Regions from separate parts of the Homo sapiens genome. Here region 1 is linked to region 2. Evidence: read pairs that join two places in POLR2A ChIA-PET (ENCODE). Cell type or tissue: GM12878. All regions are shown on one strand. Each heading gives the region's core, and the rest is flanking DNA. Links, peaks and the distances in the headings are about the cores only.

Region 1 (2,929 bases), core at 137-2,636, 550 kb after region 2:
CACATGCCTAGTGACTTACAGAGGAGGTTCTTCTTAATCTTTGATAAATGAACTGGCCTTTTCAATTCATCAGGACCATTATATTTTATTTTATCAAGAGATAGGGTTTTGCTGTGTTGCCCAGGCTACACTTGAACTGCTGGGCTCAAGCAATCCTCCTACCTCAGCATCCCAGGTAGCTGGGACTACATGCATGTACCACCAAACACAGCCTCTAGATTCAACTACCAGTTTGCAAGAAGCATAGAAGACTGGAGACTATGTTACATGATACCATAGGGATGCAATCGGTAAAATCTAAATGGAGGAAATTCTCTATGAACAATCATATGCCTTAGACTATAAGGGAGAAAAGATAAATAGATAAAGAGCTTATACAGAGTCTTAAGAGAGATACCAGGCAATTTCAATGTATGGGAATTTTTTAGATCCTTATTCAAAAAACAATTGTGACTCAGAAATATGAGTCATTTATGTTACATTTATGTTACATAAATTTTATATTAAATATATTTTACAACAAGAAAAGATTTTATCAGGCTGGGCGCAGTGGTTCACGCCTGTAATCCCAGCACTTTGGGAGGCCAAGGAGGGCGGATCACGAGGTCAGGAGTTTGAGACCAGCCTGGCCAACATGGTGAAACCCCATCTCTACTAAAAATACAAAAATTAGTTGGGCGTGGTGGCAGGCACCTGTAATCCCAGATGCTCGGGAGGCTGAGGCAGGAGAATCGCTTAAGCCCAGGAGGCGGAGGCTGCAGTGAGCTGAGATTGCACCACCGTACTCCAGCCTGGGTGACAGAGCGAGACTCTGTCTCAAAATCTCAAAAAAAAAAAAAGAAAAAAGAAATTGTGCGTATCTTTTTTTTTTTTTTTTTTTTTTTAAGACAGAGTCTTGCTCTGTCGCCCAGGCTGGAGTTCAGTGGTGCAATCTCAGCTCACTGCAGCCTCCGCCTCCTGGGCTTAAGCGATTCTCCTGCCTCAGCCTCCTGAGCATCTGCGATTACAGGCGCCTGCCACCACGCCCAACTAATTTTTGTATTTTTAGTAGAGATGGGGCTTCACCATGTTGGTCAGTCTGGTCTCGAACTCCTGACCTCGTGATCCGCCCACCTTGGCCTCCCAAAGTGCTGGGACTACAGGCGTGAGCCACTGCGCCTGGCCCTGTGCTTATCTTTTAAAGCATTCTTATATTTAGAAATGCATTCCAACATATTTACAGGTGAAATGATATGTCTGGGATTTGTTTCAAAATAATCCGAGAGAAGGAAGTGAATTGGTATATAGATGAAATTGGATTGGCCGTGAGCTGATAATTATTGCAGCTGAGCGATGGGTACATGGCAGTTCATTATGCTATTCTGCCTGCTTTTGTTTATATTTAAAATTTTTATGATAAAATCCTTTTTTTTTTTTTTCTTTTTTGAGACCGAGTCTCGCTCTGTTGCCCAGGCTAGAGTATAGTGGCACCATCTCAGCTCACTGCAACCTCCTCCTCCTAGGTTCAAGCGATTCTCCTGCCTCGGCCTCCCAAGTAGCTGGGACTACAGGCGCTTGCCACCATACCCAGCTAAGTTTTTTGTATTTTTAGTAGGGACTGGGTTCTACCATGTTAACCAGGCTGGTCTCAAACTCCTGACCTCAAGTGATTTGCCCGCCTCAGCCTCCCAAAGTGCTGGCATTACAGGCATGAGCCACTGTGTCTGGCCTGATAAAATCTTTTATTGTTGTAAAATATATTAACATAAAATTTACCATTTTAACCATTTTTCAGTATACAGTTCAGTGGCATTAAGTACTTCATGTTGTCGTGCAACTGTTGCCACCATTCATCTCCAGACTTTTCTCATCTTCCCAAACTGAAACTCTGTATCCGTTAAACAATAGCTCCTCATTCTCCTCTCCCTGCTGCCCTGACAACCACCATTCTATGCTGTCTTTATGAATTTGACTACTTTAGGTAACTTATGTAAGTGCAATCATTCAGTATTTGTCCTTTAGTGTCTGGCTTTTTTCACTTAGTTTTCAAGTTCATCCATGTTGTAGCATGTATTAGAATTTCATTCCTGTTTAAGGCTGAATAATAATCTATTATATGTATATACCACATTTTATCGATCTATTCATCTTCCAGAAATTGACATTTGGGTTGCTTCCAAAACAGTTTTTAAGTTCTTTCCTGGAGGTATCCCATAATGAATGTTCTTATAAATGAGGTATATTGATGATAGTTATCTTGCTGAGGAACAGACGAAGAATTTCTAATTTCTGAAGACATCAGATCCCAAAGGCTTTAGAGTTTCTGAACAGCTACAATCCATAAAACCTCAGGAAGTGCCATAGACTGCAGAGGAGGAGGTAAAAAGGTATAAGCACAGGGAAAGGAAGTTAACATTTGCTGTTTAGGATTACTGAGAAAAACTCTTGCTCTCATTGGCCTCTCTTACCTCCCAGGCAGCTTTTCTATTTCCGGAGCATCCCTACACAGTTATTTCTAACCCATGTAGCCCTGCCAACTATATTTTTACCCTAAGCTCAGGAACTACTTTTCATCAGTTTTATGCCAAAAGTTGATGTGTCACATATGAGTAAAAAAAAAAAAAATCTCTTATCTCCTCCTACTGGAGATAAGCCAAATTAGGGCAGAAGCCAAACCAGAAAAATTCAAACCAAATATTAATCTGAAATATGTTTGTTTGTTCATTTGTTTGAGACAGGGTCTCACCATGTTGCCCAGGCTGGTCTCGAACTCCTGAGTTCAAGAGATCCTCCCACCTCAGCCTCTCAAAGCACTGGGATTACAGGCATGAGCCACCGCACCTGGCAAAATATGTTTTTATTCTTCTGATTTTTAGAGAATTATCCTTAATCATCTTGAGAAAAAACAGTAGACAGAAAATTAAAATTTAACCCCGATGGTAATCAGAAT
Region 2 (2,929 bases), core at 167-2,666:
CTACAAATGTTCTGTATCAGAGAAACTCAAACCCAGTAAGAGGCTTCTCTTCCAATGTACGAAAAAGGCACATTTCAATACACAATGCTGGCCACACTATTTTAGATAATGATGGAAAACAACAGCTGATAGCCAGTTTGGGACACATGCCAACTGTTCCCATTTGTCTGAAAATGCTAAAATTAATTGCTGTAACACTCAGTTTTTAAAGAAAATTGTTATTGATAAATGAGAAAGTATTACCAACTAAAATCCTGAAAAACAGAATAAAGATAATGATGCCTCTTTGATCTGAAATACCAGTTTTTAAACTTTTAATGTTCTGAAGTATAAGTAAACACATCTCAACAGCTTTACATATTTTCATATATTTTATTTTTTAAACTCTCATAACTTTGCAAGCTAGCAGTAAAATATTGCCTTCAATATTTTACTAATTAGCACCGTATACCTTTTAAAGCTAACTGGAACATTGATTCATTATAAATGATTGTAAAATAAAATGATCATTTCAAATGCCAAATTAATCTCAAATAACAAGTGAACTATTATTAATTTTATCTCTTTTTTTGGCTCTACGCACAAAGATGTATTTCAAAGATGAACTTAATTATATTAGTATCAGTTTTGTCAATCTAGCAAATCAAAGTATCACAGTTTAAAGCAATATTTAATCTCTGAAATTACTAGAGGCATACAAGAAAGTTAAGGAATCAGCTACAAAAACAAAAGATACTACATAACTGATTTATAGTCCCTTATTTTTTAAAAGAATGAGGAAATAACTCAATGAAAAATTCCATGGTGCCAAGTATCAGTTACACATATGGTTAAGTATACGTCAGTATTCTCTGTTTTGCTTATCAGAGTTTGGCCTTACCAAAAACCATCGAAATGTCCAGGATAACTCACAGGGACAGCTGGAAGCCTGAAATAAAATTGCTCAGTGCAAAAAGATCCCAAACCATTCATATAATTTTAAATGGAAGCCTAGACATTTAATCCCTATTTTTAATGTTCACATCTGAAAAATCTTTCAAAAATATGGAAAAAATCTAATTATACTAAAATTACTTCCACACATTCAAAAAAAATTTTTAAGGGATATTTTCTTTCCTGTTTTCTGCTAAAAGCATTCCTCTGAGCTATGGGGTTAAGTTCTGAGCCACGACTGACTGCTTACTAGCATGCCTGTTTTGCATACCAGTAGAATCAAGTCCAGTTTTGCCATTTGTGGATAACTATGACAAGATACAAAAGCATGTGTTTGCCATAAATAGCCCTGGCTAACAGCAAACCGCTCACACTGAGCAGATCAAATTCTCTATAAGGAGCACAGTCTGGACCATAGCCAAATCCCACTACTAATGTTTAAGACTGCTATTATCAATTCCTATTCCAATTCAATTTGCAAAATATATTCAGAAATAGTAGGTGAAATGACTGTTCCGAAACATCAGAAGTATCATTAAACTTTTAAAGGACATTTTACAAATTATTTTCATTACGACCAAATAAGCAATAAGAGCTTCCTGCTTCTACTATACAACTACTTAGAAATGTAAATGTGAATAAAAAAATAACTATGCTAATTTATCCAGAGAACAAATCAGATATTGAAAAGTATTTATGCCAAAGTGCAAAAAATAATTTCTGATCTTCATATTAACACATAGGAAATAAATACACTAATGTTTATAAAAGTACCATTCTTTAACAATGGTATTTTATATTAGTTGGCCTTAAGATAGAATACTTTTTAAACCAAATAGATCCAACAAATCTGGAAAATATCACACATGAATGCTGTACAAAAAAAATTCTCAAATGACCAGTGCAGAGATTAGTAATAGCTGTTTTTACCCTAGAAGTTGTTTCACATAACATTTTGCAAAATTTCCAAGGAAAACAAGGCAACGTTCTGTAATATGCCACAATTTTTATTGCAACGTGGCCATTTTTGTGAGGGTGGGGAGTTTGATCTCAAAACAATGTTCCATTTAAGGCTCTTTTATACAGAAATTGCCATCATGACTGATATTCAAAATATCTTTAGTGTTGCAGGACTCACATGGTAAACATAAAACTCCTACACTTATTCAGTAGTGTACACTCAATGGAAAACAAAAAGGCATTAATAACAGCTATTTCTTTTAAGAAGATATGCAGGTAACAGGAATGAACACTGAGGTACTAGGATAAGTTGATGACACAGTTAACAAAACTTAATTGGCATTCCTTTTAGGATATTAAACTTATTACAAAAAGTGCTTTTAATGCATAGTGTTATATCCGTGCTGCCATATCACTAAAATAGGCTTGCCAAGGCAGGTGAGGTGTATGAATGCTCAAGCCTCACAGAACTGCAATCAAGTGCCAACTATAAATAATACTGAAAAAAGTTGACCATCTGACCAGTGGATAATACTTTCAAGGCATTCAATTAGCTTATCCTTTGCAGTATTCTAAGCTATTCACATTGACGATCACATACATTGTAGTGCTTGCTGCAAGGGAGGCATATAACCAGTTGTTTTGGCTAAAATATGACAGGAAGGCATTCCTTGGGTTCTATATAAAAGTAACAGTATTCAACAGTCTAATGGCAATCACTGATAGGCTGCTTAAATAAATGATATTTCCTTCATTCATTGTGTTGGAAGGGCCCAGTGGAAAGGGGGAAATACAACAAAAAACCAAAACCTAATACTATTCCAATGGACTGAGCTGGAGAAATGGAAGCTCCTTAAGATCCAGATGGCACTTGACTGTCATTTTATAATGGTTTTCCTTCAAGTGAAACTACTACATTGCCTCCCAATTTCTCTCCAAGTGTCGAACGGTCCTTAATATCATCCAAGCCATTTACTTGCCACTCATGTTTAATACCTAAAAAGAAAAAACATTATCCTATTACTTTATTATAATT

The links. Peaks named below come from ENCODE experiments on the same cell type or tissue, not always from the same donor. Only the 100,000 strongest peaks of a DNase experiment are listed, where the experiment ranks them.
Region 1: POLR2A ChIA-PET joins it to region 2 with 10 read pairs; 2 of 35 experiments call an interaction of 5 or more read pairs at or near these places.

What each region holds. Positions count from the first base shown.
Region 1 is chr14:35,255,466-35,258,394 of GRCh38, forward strand. All of the region lies in intron 5 of PRORP (protein only RNase P catalytic subunit), which reads left to right. The region is part of intron 5 of PRORP-PSMA6 (PRORP-PSMA6 readthrough); the gene reads left to right. Among named protein-coding and RNA genes, the nearest start is that of PSMA6, 35 kb to the right of the region's middle. In GM12878, for the core only: no CTCF peak of the experiment used is centred there; no DNase peak of the experiment used is centred there.
Region 2 is chr14:34,710,089-34,713,017 of GRCh38, forward strand. It overlaps CFL2 (cofilin 2), which reads right to left. Exons shown (of 4, transcript NM_138638.5): 4 at 1-2,889. The coding sequence ends at 2,777. Among named protein-coding and RNA genes, the nearest start is that of CFL2, 3.0 kb to the right of the region's middle. In GM12878, for the core only: no CTCF peak of the experiment used is centred there; a DNase peak (open chromatin) is centred at 1,263; H3K4me3 peaks cover 1,678 bases; H3K27ac peaks cover 1,555 bases.